Regions from separate parts of the Homo sapiens genome. Here region 1 is linked to region 2. A link is an interaction called in ENCODE POLR2A ChIA-PET data of the cell type or tissue named here. Cell type or tissue: PC-3. All regions are shown on one strand. Each heading gives the region's core, and the rest is flanking DNA. Links, peaks and the distances in the headings are about the cores only. Region 1 overlaps ATR (ATR checkpoint kinase). Region 2 overlaps XRN1 (5'-3' exoribonuclease 1).

The links. ChIA-PET counts read pairs that join two places held together with the same protein. Peaks named below come from ENCODE experiments on the same cell type or tissue, not always from the same donor. Only the 100,000 strongest peaks of a DNase experiment are listed, where the experiment ranks them.
Region 1: POLR2A ChIA-PET joins it to region 2 with 5 read pairs; 3 of 35 experiments call an interaction of 5 or more read pairs at or near these places.

The regions. Positions count from the first base shown.
Region 1 is chr3:142,513,847-142,521,685 of GRCh38, forward strand. It overlaps ATR (ATR checkpoint kinase), which reads right to left. Exons shown (of 47, transcript NM_001184.4): 24 at 5,823-5,938; 25 at 1,549-1,669. Among named protein-coding and RNA genes, the nearest start is that of ATR, 61 kb to the right of the region's middle. In PC-3, for the core only: no CTCF peak of the experiment used is centred there; no DNase peak of the experiment used is centred there.
Region 2 is chr3:142,359,263-142,367,265 of GRCh38, forward strand. It overlaps XRN1 (5'-3' exoribonuclease 1), which reads right to left. Exons shown (of 41, transcript NM_001282857.2): 28 at 6,048-6,104; 29 at 5,785-5,917; 30 at 600-669. Among named protein-coding and RNA genes, the nearest start is that of XRN1, 85 kb to the right of the region's middle. In PC-3, for the core only: no CTCF peak of the experiment used is centred there; no DNase peak of the experiment used is centred there; H3K27ac peaks cover 1,031 bases.

The sequences.
Region 1 (7,839 bases), core at 155-5,154, 150 kb after region 2:
AATTTTAAAGAGATTTTTTCTTCAAATACAAAGCCAAAAAACAAAAAAAAACCCATAATATTCCAGAGCTGAAAATAGTTAACAGTATTCCACATTTCACACATTATATTTTCAGTATATTCATTAAAAAAAGAAAATGTCAGCCGGGCATGGTGGCTCACGCCTGTAATCCCAGCACTTTGGGAGGCCAAGGTGGGAGGATCACGAGGTCAAGAGATCGAGACCATCCTGGCCAACATGGTGAAACCCAGTCTCTACAAAAAAAACACACACAAAAATTAGCTGGTATGGTGGCGGGTGCCTGTAGTTCCAGATACTCGGGAGGCTGAGGCAGGAGAACCACTTAAACCCGGGAGGCGGAGGTTGCAGTGAGCCGAGACTGCACTCCAGCCTGAGTGACAGAGCGAGATTCCGTCTCAAAAAAAAAGAAAATGTCTTGAAGTTACTAACTACGAATTAGTATAATGATATTTTAAAACACTAACAGAAATGTTAATTAAAGGTGGGGCACGGTGGCTCACGCCTGTAATACCAGTACTTTGAGGGGCAGAGGCGGGCAGATCACCTGAGGTCAGGAGATCGAGACCATCCTGGCTAACACGGTGAAACCCCGTCTCTACTAAAAAAATACAAAAAAATTAGCCGGGCGTGGTGGTGGGCACCTGTAATCCCAGCCACTTGGGAGGCTGAGGCAGGAGAATGGCATGAACCCGGGAGGCGGAGCTTGCAGTGAGCTGAGATCGCGCCACTGCACTCCAGCCTGGGCGACAGAGTGAGACTCTGTCTCGAAAAAAAAAAAAAAATACAAAGATTAGCCGGGTGTGATGACTCATGCCTGTAATCCCAGCTACTCAGGAGGCTGAGGCGGGAGAATCACTTGAACCCGGTAGGCGGAGACTTACAGTGAGCCGAGATCGCACCACTGCACTCCGGCTGGGTGGCAAGAGCAAGACTCCGTCACAAAAAAAAAAAAAAAAAAAAAGAAAGGTAAATTAAAAACAAAAATTGTAAATTTTAAATATACTGTAAACATTTTCTTGGAACACAGAGTACCTTTTGTCTATCCAGCATGTAAAAATTTCTCATTAAGGAAATAGAAATATACCTGTTTTTCTATGAAAATTCATTGTAAAAATCTTTATTTTTATTTTAGAGAAAGTTCAGATAATATAACTTCTTTTAGAAATGCTATTAGAGTATAATATATCTCTTTATTGAATGTCTTTTTATTATGTAAAAAACTCTGACATAGCATTTACATCCTTTTACATAGTATTATTTTACAATATAAAAGGAATAAATGTAATTTTACACACACATTAAGACCATAGTAATTTTCTTGGTAAAACAATTACTTTTCACTCAGAAGCTATTATTAGTAACTACAGAGAAATTATTATTCTCTATTAGTTAACATTTTCTTCAAAAATTTCTATGATTATCAGCACAAATACTTCAATGATTATTGTGTGTGCTAGGCATTCAGATAGATGTTCTGGTTTCCTTTAGAATTTCCATTCAGTTAACAAACTGAACAGGGTTTCTTACCTTTGTAATAAGATAACCTGCCCAAGATGCTGACCATTCTGCAAAGTTACTACCCAATTTACTTAAGTAAATTGGCTTCTTTACTCCAGACCAATCGGTTGACTTCTGAGAACTCTTGTATCTGTAATTTTGAAAATTTGTTTATTAAAAAGATAAATCCACCTGTTTAGAATTTTAGTAAATTACAGCAACTCCTTCAGTTGACTACCTCAGTACTGCCTTGCCTTTACTGCAATCTGCTTACCTTTTTCCAGTATCCTTCTTAGGGGTGAAGTAGGTCATTCTTGGACACCTAAAGTACTTCTAAGGATTTGAGTCTGCCCCCTCCTCTTCCTCAGATCCTTCCAACTCTCTTCTTATATAAGAAAAACCTGTTCCTTTGAAGTTCAAGCCACCCAGGTATACTACCATTTTCTACTCCTCATTATGGGTAACTATGCAACACACTGATTACCAAACTCATTGATAACTTTAGAACACTGCTCAGGGTTTTCTTTCTTCCCAGTGTTATTATCATCCTGGGTGACTTCAGTGTCTAGCTGGAGCACTTAATCAAGCTCAGAAGTTTCCAATGACTTTCTTCTCTACTTATCAGGGCTCAGGAATTATCAGGGCTCCCATGCTAATTCAAAGAATTTCTTCACTTTGAAATCAATTATTTAGACATCTCATTGTATGGTCATAGTTTCCTAAATTTCCAGTTTTTTCACCCAGTTATTCCAGCACACCCATTCTCTCTTGTTGAGATCTTCTGTTCCGTGACCCTGCTAAGCTCTCCTGATCTATGACACCCCTGTCTCTTTGCCTCTTTCCACAACCATCTTAGTCTGTATGGTCCTTCACTTCTAGCATTCTCTTGGTAATATCCTCTACCCACTCCATTGCCACACTGTCTTTTCCAGCGGTATTCATCTGCTAACCTCCCAACCTTGAATCAGTCTAAATATTTGTCTTTACTGAAATGATACTCAGGCTACTGCACTGATACAGGAAAATCACTAACCCACTTATAAGATTAGTACTACTATGTATTCTTAGTCTTCAAAGTCAGTGGGCCGCTAAAGTTACAGAATTCCTTCTACGTTTTCATTATTGGCTCTCTTCTGTTTTCCAGTGATTATTTCAAACCATCACCACCCTCCTAAAGTCACCTACACCAACTCCATTGCCACTTTCAGCCAATGAGGTCATCTCCTATACCTCCTACTTCACAGAGTAAAAACAAAATCATTGCTTCCCGCAATGAAATCTGTAAACTTAGCTGTGTTCCATCCATTATTTTATCTTTCCCTATTGCAAAAAAAGAGATCTATTCCTTCTAAGTATAATTCCCTATAAGGGCCACGGCTCTCCCATTCCGGATGCTCCTTGGGGTCCTTACTACACCAACTATCACTTCTCTCTCACATTACTTCAACATGACCCTTTCTATTTGTTCCTCAGCATTAACATTTAAACATGTTCACACAGCTCTCATCTTACGGCTACCTGTGTGTAGGATTTTTTTGAATGGCATGGGTTTCTTTCAAATCACCAATAAAAGCTTAGGAAATAACAAATGCCCTATACCCAAAGTCTTATACCCAAATAATATATATATATATATATATATACATATTTCACTGTATTCCAAGTTTCTAACAGTTGAAAAATCCAATAATCTCTCAGTTAACCATCACACTAAACCAGGAGAAAAAATTCAAATCCCTATTTTGAATCATCACGCGTATAGTTCTCTGGATGATTTTTATCAAATTTATAGTAAACTTAGCTAGAAAACTACTGATACTGGGATACAAGCCAGGCTCTGCCTAGTCATAACCTGATGTTTTCTCCTAAAGTTATTTCTATGGTGATTTTGAACTGCAGTTGTTCTATCTGGTTCTAAATTTCAGTCTCCCAAATACAGCCATCCTTTAATCCAGATTTAGTGATTATATATAAAGAGCCCAAATTAAAAAAAAAAAAAACATAAAGTAGGGAGTATAACTTAAAGGCAGCAAAAATATGAATATGCTTTTAAGAAATTCCATATTTCCCTAGGTCCTCTGGAGTAAATATCAAGCAGTCCAAGCTATAAAATTGAGCTACAGGCTAACCTGGTATTTTAGTTTTTCATACAAAAGGGAATCAACGCTATTGAAAACGCACTCTATCAACCTCTTAATTTTATGTGGCTCCAATTTCAATAAGCAGATCCCAACTAGGTAAATCTCCTAACTTCCATCATTGAGGAACCATTCGAGAGGTTATTCTAACTGCTCAGGTATAAAAGCTAAAGACCAAAAGAATTTCCATTGCTTTGTTAAGATCTACTTTTAAAAGACCACTTAAAAGTTGCTTCCTATGAAAAACATGACAAGTAGGCAGAAATGTTGGCTTCTACTTCTTATGAAGTATATGATAGCCAACCTCACAAATTCTCCCCCCAAAAACAAAGAACTTATTAAGCAAGCTAGGATTGAATAAGCATTTATTATTGAGTGTCAACTAAATATCAGGCACTTTGCTAAGTACTTTTAATATTATCTCCTTTATTCCTAACAATAATCATACAAAGTGGGTAAAATTATCCATGTTTTCAAAATTAAAAAATTAAAACCTGGAAATGTTAAATAACTTGCCCAAGACTTCAGAGCTAGCAAATGCAAAGCCAACAATCAAACCTAAGCCTGTGTGACTACAAAGGTCATAAACTTTCCAGTAGATTACAGAAATTCTTTGACATCTACAGGTGCTATACAAAATACAGACTAAGAAAATGGGGGAAGTATGGAGTCCTCAAAAATGAAAATCCAAATTTTAACTTTAGTCTTTAACTTTACTTTTTAAATAATGCTAATAGTGGCCAGGTGTGATGGCTCATGCCTGCAATCCCAGCACTTTGGGAAGCCCAGACAGGCAGATCACTTAAGGCCAGGAGACCAGCCTGGCCAATATGATGAAACTTCATCTCTACTAAAAATACAAAAAGTAGCCAGGCATGGCGGTGCACGCCTGTAATCCCAGCTACTTGGGAGACTGAGGCAGGAGAATCACTTGAACCCAGGAGGTAGAGGCTGCAGTGAGCTGATACCGCATCACTGCACTCCAGCCTGGGCAACAGAGTGAGACTCTGTCTCAAAAATAATAATAATAACAGTAATAATTCTTCTTTAATAAGGCTAATAATAATAATGCTAAATAATCACTTCTTTAATAATGCTAGTCATAAGACATAAAATGATGTTTAAAAGATTTCTAAGTATAAAAAATTATCTAGGAAATAAATATGCATACCTCTGGGCTTTTATAAAGACTGTTAGTATAAGTCTAGGCACTTTCTAAGGTTCAAAGAAGTTATTTGTCCAAAGTCAAGTATCTAATATGCATGTGTACCTAGGGTACCAAAAAGTAGTTTCTAAATAGAAATAATTTATAGTTGTATGGATTTTTTTCATATAAAATGCTTCATGTATTTGCATGTCATCTTGCATATTTCGTCAGTCCTAACAAAGTCATTTAAATTTTTTAAGAGATTAAATACATTTTTTTAAAAGCAGAGGGTGAAAATATATTCATGAGGAGAAATTGGGAGTAATGAAAATCTTTAATTGGGCCTACTAAAGGCTTTCTGACTAGCTTTAAACTTTAAATTTCTGTATTACTTATACCTATCAAAGAATTCAACTCACATTCAGCTTAAAGTATATTCTTTCAATTTACTACCGACCATTGAACTTTTAAAAAAATCAATCCTTTTAACTTCAATAAATTTATCTGAATATTTAAAGTTGTAGAATTTAACCCAATGAGCAGACTGCACTTCTCATCTAGACAAATTATAAGCATAAATCATAGTGAAAAATATACATGAGGAGATACTAAAACACTTTTAATGTTAAAAAACTATATCAAAAATCACATTAATTTTTTTTTTTTTTTCCAAACAAAGTCTCGCTCTGTCACCCAGGCTGTAGTGCAATGGCACAATCTCGGCTCACTGCAACCTCTGCCTCCTGGGTTCAAGTGATTCTCCTGCCCCAGCCTCCCAAGTAGCTGGGATTACAGATGTGCACCACCACGCCCGGCTAATTTTTGTATTTTTAGTAGAGATGGCGTTTCACCATGTTGGTCAGGCTGATCTCGAACTCCTGACCTCGTGATCCGCCCGCCTCAGCCTCCCAAAGTGCTGGGATTACAGGCGTGAGCCACTGCACCCGGCCAAAAAAATCGCATTATTTTTATATAATTAAAAACAATTTTATGAAAATACATTAAATAAGCCTACATACCTGGTATTTAGATGAGGTTCTAGTATTTCCCGAACATGCTCAGGAAATCTCCTCCACAATTGGTGACCTGGGCCGTTGGTCTCCATCTCTCTACAGTCATAAATAGAAAGCAACTCCTACAAATACATATTTTACATTTGTAAGTCCACAGTGAAGCAGATAACGCTTTATATTCGTCAATGTTCTACATATCTTAGTTATAAAAATACAGCCATAACTCATTTTATTGCACTTCGCTTTATTTATGCTTCATGGATGCTGTTTTTTTTGTCTGTTTGTTTTTTTAGAAATAGAAGGTTTGTGGCCACTATGCATGCAGTAAATCTATCAGTGCCATTTTCCCAACAACATATGCTCACTTCATGTCTCTATGTCGCATTTCGGTAATTCTCAAAATATTTCAAACTTTTTCATTATTACTATATCTGTTATAGTGATATATGATCAGTGATCTTTGATGTTACTGTTGTAATTGCTTTGGGGCTCCACAAACTGTGCCCATATAAGACAGTGAACCTAATCGATAAATGTGGTGTGTGTTCTGACCAGCCGTTCCATCCCCCTCACTCTCTTTGGGACTTCATATTTCCAAAGACATAAGAATATTGAAATTAGGCCAATTAATGACCCTACAGTGGCCTCTAAGTATACATATGAAAGGAGGAATCGCACATCTCTCACTTTAAATCAAAAGCTAGAAATGACTAAGCCTAGTGAAGAAGGCATGTCAAAAACCTAGACAAGCCAAAAGCTAGGTGTCTTGCACCTAACAGCCAAGTATAAATGCAAAGAAAAAGTTCTTGAAGGAAATTAAAAGTGTTACTCCAATGAATACATCAAATATAAGAAAGAGAAACAGTCTTATTTCTGATATAGAGAAAGTTTTAGTGGTCTGGATAAAAGATCAAACTAGCCACAACATTCCCTTAAGCCAAAGCCTAATCCAAAGAAAAGCCCTAGTTCTCTCCAATTCTATGAAATCTGAGAGAGGAGAATAAGTTGCAGAAAAAAAGTTTGAAGTGATACAACTCAAGGGGCGCTTCTTAAAAAACAAAAAAAAACCCAAAAAGTTTGAAGCAAACAGAGGTTGCTTCATGAGGTTTAAGGAAAAGAAGCTGTCTCTATAACATAAAAGTGTAAGGTGAAGAAGCAACTATTGATAGAGAAGCTGCAGCAAGTTATCCAGAAGATCTAGCTAAAATCATTCTATTCTGTTGGAAGAAGATGCTATCCAGGACTTTCACAGCTAGAGAGGAGAAGTCAATGCCTGGCTTCAAAGCTTCAAAGGACAGGTTAATAACTCTCTTGTTAAGGGCTAATGCAATTGGTGACTTTAAATTGAAGCCAATGCTCATTGACGATTCCATACATCCTAGGGCTGTTAGGAATTAGGCTAAATCTAAATATATGCGTCTACTATATACCCATAAAAATTGAAAATTAGAACAATAAAAGTAAAAAAAATTTAAAAATAAAAAATTATGTGAAATCTACTCTGCCTGTGCTCTATAAATGCAGCAACAAAGCCTGAATGACAACACATCTGTTTACAGCATGGTTTACTGAATATTTTAAGCTCACTGTTGAGACCTACTGGTCACAATAAAAGATTCCTTTCCAAATATTACTGCTCATTGACAATGTACCTGTCACCTGGGAGCTCTGATGGAGCTATACAAGGATATTAATGTTGTTTTCGTGCCTGCTAACACAACATCCATTTTGCAGCCCGTGTATCAAGGGGTAATTTTGACTTTCAAGTTTTATTACTTAAGAAATACATTTTATAAGGTTATAGCGGCCACAGATAGTAATTCCTCTGATGGATCTGGGCAGAGTAAACTGAAAACCTTCTGGAAAGAATTCACTATTCTAGATATCATTAAGAACGTTCATGATTCATGAGAAGTCAAAATATCTATCAACATTAACAGGAGTTTGAAAGAAGTTGATTCCAACCCCTCCTGGATAACTCTGAGAGGCTCAAAATTTCAGTGGAGGAAGTAACTAGAGATGT
Region 2 (8,003 bases), core at 1,830-6,829:
AGTCAAACTTCCCAAGTGTTGCCTCAATTTCCTGTCTCCATTACTACACCTGCCATTCACTTGTCAAATCATGCCAATCTGTCGTGAGTACCTACAACTCCACTAAAATTGGTGACAAAGACATACATGTCACTAATTTCAAAGGACATTTCTATTCCTCAAGTTATTTAACCCTAATAGCATTGTTTACATATGCTATTCCCTCTTCCTGTGCAAATGTCATTATTCCCCCCTTTTCTCCCTGGTTAGCTATTATTCATTCTTCAAGTTCTATCTTAAATACCACTTCCTCAAAGAGGCCTTTCTGTTACTCTCAGGATGGGTCATACTCTTTATAAAAACCTGCACTTCTTCCTAGCACTTGCCATGCTTTAATTAAATAATTAATAATGTAATCGGTTGCTTAATTACCTCCCTCACTAAAATGAAAGCTCTCTGAGGGTAGAAAGCATGTCTGCCTTATTCAGTGTTACATCCCTAGTAGCAAGTACGTCTTACACATCCCACAAACTGAAATTGTAAACAAATAAAAAGTAATGTAAAGTCACTGGCCACATGAACATATTCACAAAGGGCAATTATCATTGGGAAATACAAACCTTATTGTTAACCCTCCAGGAAATTCTTCATCAAATAATACTTCAAATAGTACATCGGCTTCTCTATTAGCTGTTACAATAGGGAGAGAAAAAGAGACACTAAAAAATCATATGATGAAAAATCAACAGATAAGTTTTTGGAGTGTTTGGAAGTATTTATTATAAAATTCTAGATATGATATAAAATATTCAGGATATGAACAATGGCATAATATTAATATAAGGAACATTATATAAGCTAAGAAACAGAATACCAGTGCCTTAGAGGATCATTATTGTCCCAATTCCCAACTAGGTAACATTATCTTCAATTTGGCAGTTATGATTCCTTATGTTTCTTTATACTTCTACTACATACATATGTATCTATGAATAATACATAGTATTGTTTTGCAAGTTTTGAAACATATACATGATATCATAGAGAATATATTATTTTGCAACTTATTTTTCTTTCAACATTATATTTGTGAGATTCACCCACGTAAACATGTGCATTCAGTTTTCTGGATATATAGTATCCCATCTATGGGTATACAATAATTTATCCACTCTCCTGCCAATAAACATTTAGGTGATTTCTAACTTTTGCTATTATAAACAATGCTACAATGAACATGCAAATGTGTCCTTTATGCAGGTGAATGTTCCCTAGGTTAAAAGTGAAAACTGCTGAGTCTTAGGGCATGTACTTTTTTAAAAAAAAAAAACAGTCTTACTGGGCTGGGTGCAGTGGCTCACGCCTGTAATCCCAGCACTTTGGGAGGCCGAGGCAGGTGGATCACGAGGTCAGGAGATCAAGACCATCCTGGCTAACACAGTGAAACCCCGTCTCTACTAAAAATAAAAAATAAAAAAAAAAATTAGCCAGGCATGGTGGCAGGCGCCTGTTGTCCCAGCTAGTTGGGAGGCTGAGGCAGGAGAATGGCATGAACTCGGGAGGTGGAGCTTGCAGTGAGCTTAGACTGCATCACTGCACTCCAGCCTGGGCGACAGAGCGAGACTCCGTCTCAAAAAAAAAAAAAAAAACCAAACAACAACAAAACAGCCTTACTGAGGTATAACTGACATATGATACACTGCACATATCTGAAATATACAAGTTAATGAGTTTTAACATACATAATTAACCATAAAGCCATGATAAATAGGATAATCACTTCCAAAACTTTCCATGTCCTTTTGTAATCCGAATCCTCCTAATCTAGGCAACTAAAACTCTGCTGTCACCATAGGTTACTTTACATTTGTAGAATTTTATGTAAATGAAATAATATAATGTGTATTCCTCGTTTGTCTGGCTTCTTCGAGCATAATTATTTTGAGAGTCACCTATGTTGTGTCTATCAGTAGTTGTTTCTTTTTTATAGCTGAGAAGTATTCCACTGCATATGTATCCAAGAATTTGTTTATCCATTCATCTGCTGATGGGGATTTAGATTATTTCTAGTTTTTGGTTATTACATACATATAAAGCTGCTATGAAGATTCATGAACAAGGCTTTATGTGGATTTAAGCCCTTATTTCTCTTGGGTAAATACCCACCTATGAATGGGATGGCTGGGCCCTATGCTATGATGTATGTTTAACTTTTTAAGGACTTACCTACATCATGATAGCCCACCAATGGGGGGAGAAAAAAAGAACCCACTAAACTACTTTCCAAAGTGGTTTTATCTTTTACATTACGACTGGCAATATAGGAGAGTTCTAGTTGCCCTATATCATTGTCAACACTTGGTATAATCACTCTTTTAAATTCAAGTCTTTCTAGTCTGTATGTGGTAATATCTTATTTGGTTTTAATTTGTATTTCCCTAACAACGAATGATGTTGAGCATCTTTTCATATGCTTATTTGCCATCCATGTATCTTCTGGGGTAAAATATCTGTTCAGCTATTTTGATCATTTTAAAAATTGGGTTAAGTTGTAAAAAAACTTTTATATAGTCTAAATAAAAGCATTTTGTTGGATTTATGTTTTGCTAATATTTGCCTTTTCATTTCTGTAATGGTGTCTTTTGAAGAGAGTTTTTTTTTTTTTTAATTTCGATGAAGTCTAAAGTAGCAATTTTCTCTTTGTTTCTTTTCTTTTTCTCTCTTTTTTTTTTTTTTTTTTTTTTTGAGACAGAGTCTTGCTCTGTTGCCCAGGCTGGAGTGCAGTGGTGTGATCTCAGCTCAGTGCAACCTCCACCTCCTGTGTTCAAGAGATTCTCCTGCCTCAGCCTCCTGAGTAGCTGGGATTACAGGTGCCGGCCACCATTCCTGGCTAATTTTTGTATATATATTTTTTGAGATGGAGTCTCGATCTGTCGCCCAGGCTAAAGTGCAGTGGCATGATCTCGGCTCACTGCAACCTCTGCCTCCCAGGTTCAAGTGATTCTTCCGCCTCAGCCTCCCAAGTAGCTGGGATTACAGGCATGCACCACCATGCCTGGCTAATTTTTGTATTTTTAGTAGAGACAGAGTTTCACCATATTGGCCAGGCTAATCTCAAACTCCTAACCTTGTGAGCCGCCCGCCTTGGCTTCCCAAAGTGCTGGGATTACAGGCATGAGCTACTGCGCCCGTCTCTAATTTTTGTATTTTTAGTAGAGACGGGATTTCATCATGTTGGCCAGGCTGGTCTTGAACTCCTGACTTCAAGTGATCCACCCGCCTTGGCCTCCCAAAGTGTTGGGATTACAGGCATGAGTGCCCGGCCTTTTTTTCTTCGTCCCCCCTACCCCCGCCCCCACCCCCACCTCCATCCCTCCCCTGGCCTTTTTCTTTTTCTTTTCTTTTTCCTTCCCTCCCTCCTGCTCCGGCCTTTTCTTCTTTTCTTTTTCTCTCCCTCCCTTCTTTTCTTTCTTTCTTCCCTTCTTCTCCTCCTTCCCTCCCTCCCTCCCTTCCTTTCTTCCTTTTCTCTCTCTCTCTCTTTCTTTTTTTGACAGGGTCTCAGTCTGTCAACCAGGCAGGAGTGCAGTGGTGCAATCATGGCTCACTGCATCTCCGATCTCCTGGGCTCAAGTGATTCTCCCACCTCACCCTCCTGATTAGCTGGGAGTACAGGTGCACAACACTATGCCTGGCTAATTAAAAAAAATTTTTTTAGTAAAGACAGAGTTTCACGTTGTTACCCAGGCTGGTCTCAAACTCCCGGGCTCAAGCAATCCTCCCGCCTTGGCCTCCCAAAGTGTTGGGATTACAAGTGTGAGCCACGGCACCAGGCTGGCAATTTTCTTTCAGACTCTCTATGTGTTATTTAAGATATCGTTACCGAATTCTAGGTTATTAAGATTTTCTCCTAAAAGTTCTATAATTTTAGCTCTTACATTTATGTCTTCAATTCATTTTGAGCTAATTTCTATAGAAGATGTAAGGTAAGGAGTTGTGGATTTTTTTTTTTTGCATATGGTGTCTAATTGTTCCAACACCATTTTTTTTCTTTTACACTAAACAAGTCCTCAATATATACAGCACGATTTTTAAATTAAATTACATTTTTTTTCTTATTACTCACCACTATACTAACGGGGACAGCACCATTTGTTAAAGACATTATCCCTTCTTCATCAAATTATCCTGGCACATTGTTGTAAAATCAATTGACCATACAGGTTTGGGTCTATTTCGGGACTCTAATTATATTCCATTGATCTATATGTCATCTTCATATTAATTCACACCGTTTTTCAGTGCAAATTTTACTCTAGTTTGTAAAGTTTACTCTAGCTTTGTAAAGTTTACTCTAGCTTTGTAAAGTTTACTCTAGCTTTGTAAAGTTTACTCTAGCTTTGTAAAGTTTACTCTAGCTTTGTAAAGTTTACTCTAGCTTTGTAAATTTTACTCTAGCTTTGTAAAGTTTTGAAATCAGGTAGGGTAAATTCTCCAACTTTGTCCTTCTTTTTCAATTTTTTCTGGTTAGTCTAGAGCCTTTGCTTTTTAAATAAATTTTACAACCAGCTTATCAATTTCTACAAAACAGGCTGCTGGGATCTTGATTGGGATTTCTTTGACTGTATAAATCAAAGCAACTGATTTCACTGACATTTTAACAATAGTGAGTCTTCCAAAAAAGTAAACAAAAAAATTAGGGAAGAAAATTCTTTTAGTTATGTGGGCAGGAAGATTCAAAGAGGATCTACAAATGGAAAATGTACAGAACCACTGTTCAAATTTAGGTAGGAATCAGGGGAAGGAGTTCAAATCCCAGCTCTGCCACTTATCTATGTAAACACAGGAAGATTACTTAACTTATCAGGTGAGGAAATAACACCCACCCCTTGGGTGATAGTGAGGGTTAAATGCAAAATATGTTAGTGCCTGGCACATTGCTGGCACTAATTAAGCAGTTCTCTTCAGCTAGTGGCCCGTCTGTTCTTCCTACTTTTGGGATAGTGAGACCAAGAGGTTCGGTGCCTGGGATATATATAGAGGAATGGTGCTGCCAGCACACTGACTCCTGGGTGCATGATGCTGCTTCATGCTGGCACTAACTTTTTTTGAATCTATGCTATAAAGCTGGTTATTCCAGGAATATCTTTGGGGGCACATTCAGATATTTAGCTGCTGCTTCCTTATTTTCCCCCTTCTCTGATTTTTTTTTTCACCATCTTAGCCACTTTTAAGCGTATGGTACAGTAATGTGAACTGTATGCACACTGTTGTGCAACAGATTGATAGGTCTATTTTATATATGTAATTTAGTTGTATTCATAAAGTCCAAATTAATATACACATTTAATTTTCAAGTCTTTTAACTGTAACTAACGTAATATATATTTAATCTCAGAAACTAAGTGATTACAATGAAATTTAATCTCAGAAAATAAGTGATTACAATGAAAATAAAGCTCTGAGCAATGAAACTCAGGAGAAGCAATGAAAATTATCAGTTTCATGAAAACATATGTATGCTCACCAAGATCTTGCATAATTTTAATGTGATATAAAACTACTAAATTCTCAGCAGCCCCTTCTCAGTTTCTCCTTTTAATCTCTTTCCAGATTATACAATAAAAAACAGAAGAGATTTTTTTTTCTCTGAAAAGTATAACCTAAAAAAAATTTAACTAAAACATAAAAAGATTGTTTGTTCCTGATTTATAGTCACTTTCTGGTTAGATATAAAAAACAGACAAGCCTGTTTATTACTTTACAATATAAATTACGTTGAAGACATTTCAAGTATTAGGATATTACCTCCTTTTATTCCTATGATGGTGCCTCGAAGGCCAACTGGAACTGAGAAGTTTTCTCTCACATTTACAACACGGTCAAAAAGACAAAATTCTGCATCCCGATCAGGAATGACTCCATGTTGCTGTTCTAAAGGCTGAAGAGAAGAAAGCTATTAATTATAATAAACAAAAAAATTTTCATACTAATATACTGAAAACATCTTTGCTCCTTCCATGCATTCAAAGTGAAAGCAACAACTCTGAATTCTTTGATAGGAAACTTACTCTGTATAGCAAATGGGGTTTCACTGTTACTCGCACCTTCTTATTATTCTTTCTTTGCTGAGGAAAAAGAAAAATTGTTAAATATTTTTAAAATATAAAATTATAAAATCACTACCTACTCACTACTTCCACATGTCTGAATTTTAAAAAGCCAAATGAAGAGATTAATTTTTAAAATATTTAAAGTTCTGCAGCTGCAGCAAGAAGAAATAAACACATATAAAATGCCTATAGCCTAAATCATTATTTAAAAATTTTTTAAAGTAAAATTTTTTGCTGAAGTATAAGACAGCATGGGGAGGAAAATGCAAAATTATAAGTATATAGGCCAATGAACTTTTATAGTGTATCTATGTATAACTATACCTGGTTCAAGAAACAACATTGCTAAGCACAACACAAGAAATCCTTTCCATCTCCTCCCAGTTACTACCCTTTCCAGAAGTAACCTTACTTCTAACACAAAAGATTACATTTGTCTGTTTTGGCCTTTATATAAATGCTATCCTATTCAAATGTCTTTTTTATAACTATGAAAAGAATTACATACAATGGCCAACAAAGATGTATATATTTTTAAAAAGTATCAAGTACTGACCTATGACAATACCATGAATTTTGTGGCCACTTATAAAAATTATGGTGGCATTCATTTGACAAAACCCTTTGCTTTGAATTTATTGTAAAATGCGATATTAGAATCTTTTCATTATCTAAAAAATGCTGGAAGAAGACTTTTCTCCTATCTTTGATACTTGCTAGTTCTGTGAACTCACACTTAACTACTTTAGGCATCAGCCTCCTTCCATCTGTAAGATGGACATATTATCTGTTCTATCTAATAAAAAAGTGAGAAAAATTTATATCCTTTACAATTTATAAACTACTATTCATACTAAAAAAATTTAAAGTTAATTCTTATCGAATTTTAAAAATTACAGCAGTTTAATTATATGGCAGTCACCTCTCTTTAGAACATAGCTTATGGGAATATGTACAAAAGGACACAGAACAGATCCAGGCTATAGAATCCATAAACTATAGGGTTCATGTATTTACATACTATAAAATGCTCAAGCCTTTAAACAGTGTCTATTTTCTTTTGTTATGAGGCATTTCATTTATTCTTTCAATGAATATTTACTGAGATCCATTTGTATGCTGTATATTGATTAATCTAGGTGCTGGGGATAAAGCAGTGAACTGTTCTCTTACTCTAGTTGAGGGAGATATACAAGAAACAAAATAAGGAAGATATATAGCATGCTAGCAGGTAAAAAGCCTAGAGAAAAATGAAGCAGTTAAGGAGGACAGCAGTAGGGGGAGACATTACAATTTTAATAGAGTGAACAGTGAAGGCCTTAATGACAAAGTATCTATGCCCACAGCCGACTAGATGCACTAAAAGACTACAACAGCAAAAGGAAAGACTATGAAGAGATTTAAGGGAACTTTAAAAAGCAGGCACAGTGGGGTATTGCACATCAAAAAACAACCCATATGCTCTAAGACATTAACAGGCATTATTACACTATAGCATTGATTAGAGGACATGGATCAAAACTGATTCATCAGGCAAATGAATAAGCTGGGTAATGTTCATAATAGGCCCAACCCATATCTAATGTATGAGAAGTTTGGGGACTGGCTATTCAAAATATGATCACCTAAGAGCTTATTAGAAATGCAGAATTTTGGCCAGGTGAAGAGGCTTACGCCTGTAATCCCAGCACTTTGGGAGGCCGAGGCAGGTGGATCACCTGAAGTCAGGAGATCAAGACCAGCCTGACCAACATGGAGAAACCCTGTCTCTACTAAAAATACAAAATTAGCCGAGCATGGTGGTGCCTGCATGTAGTCCCAGCTACTCAGGAGGCTGAGGCAGAAGAATCGCTTGAACACAGGAGGCAGAGGTTGCAGTGAGTCGAGATTGCACCACTGCACTCCAGCCTGGGC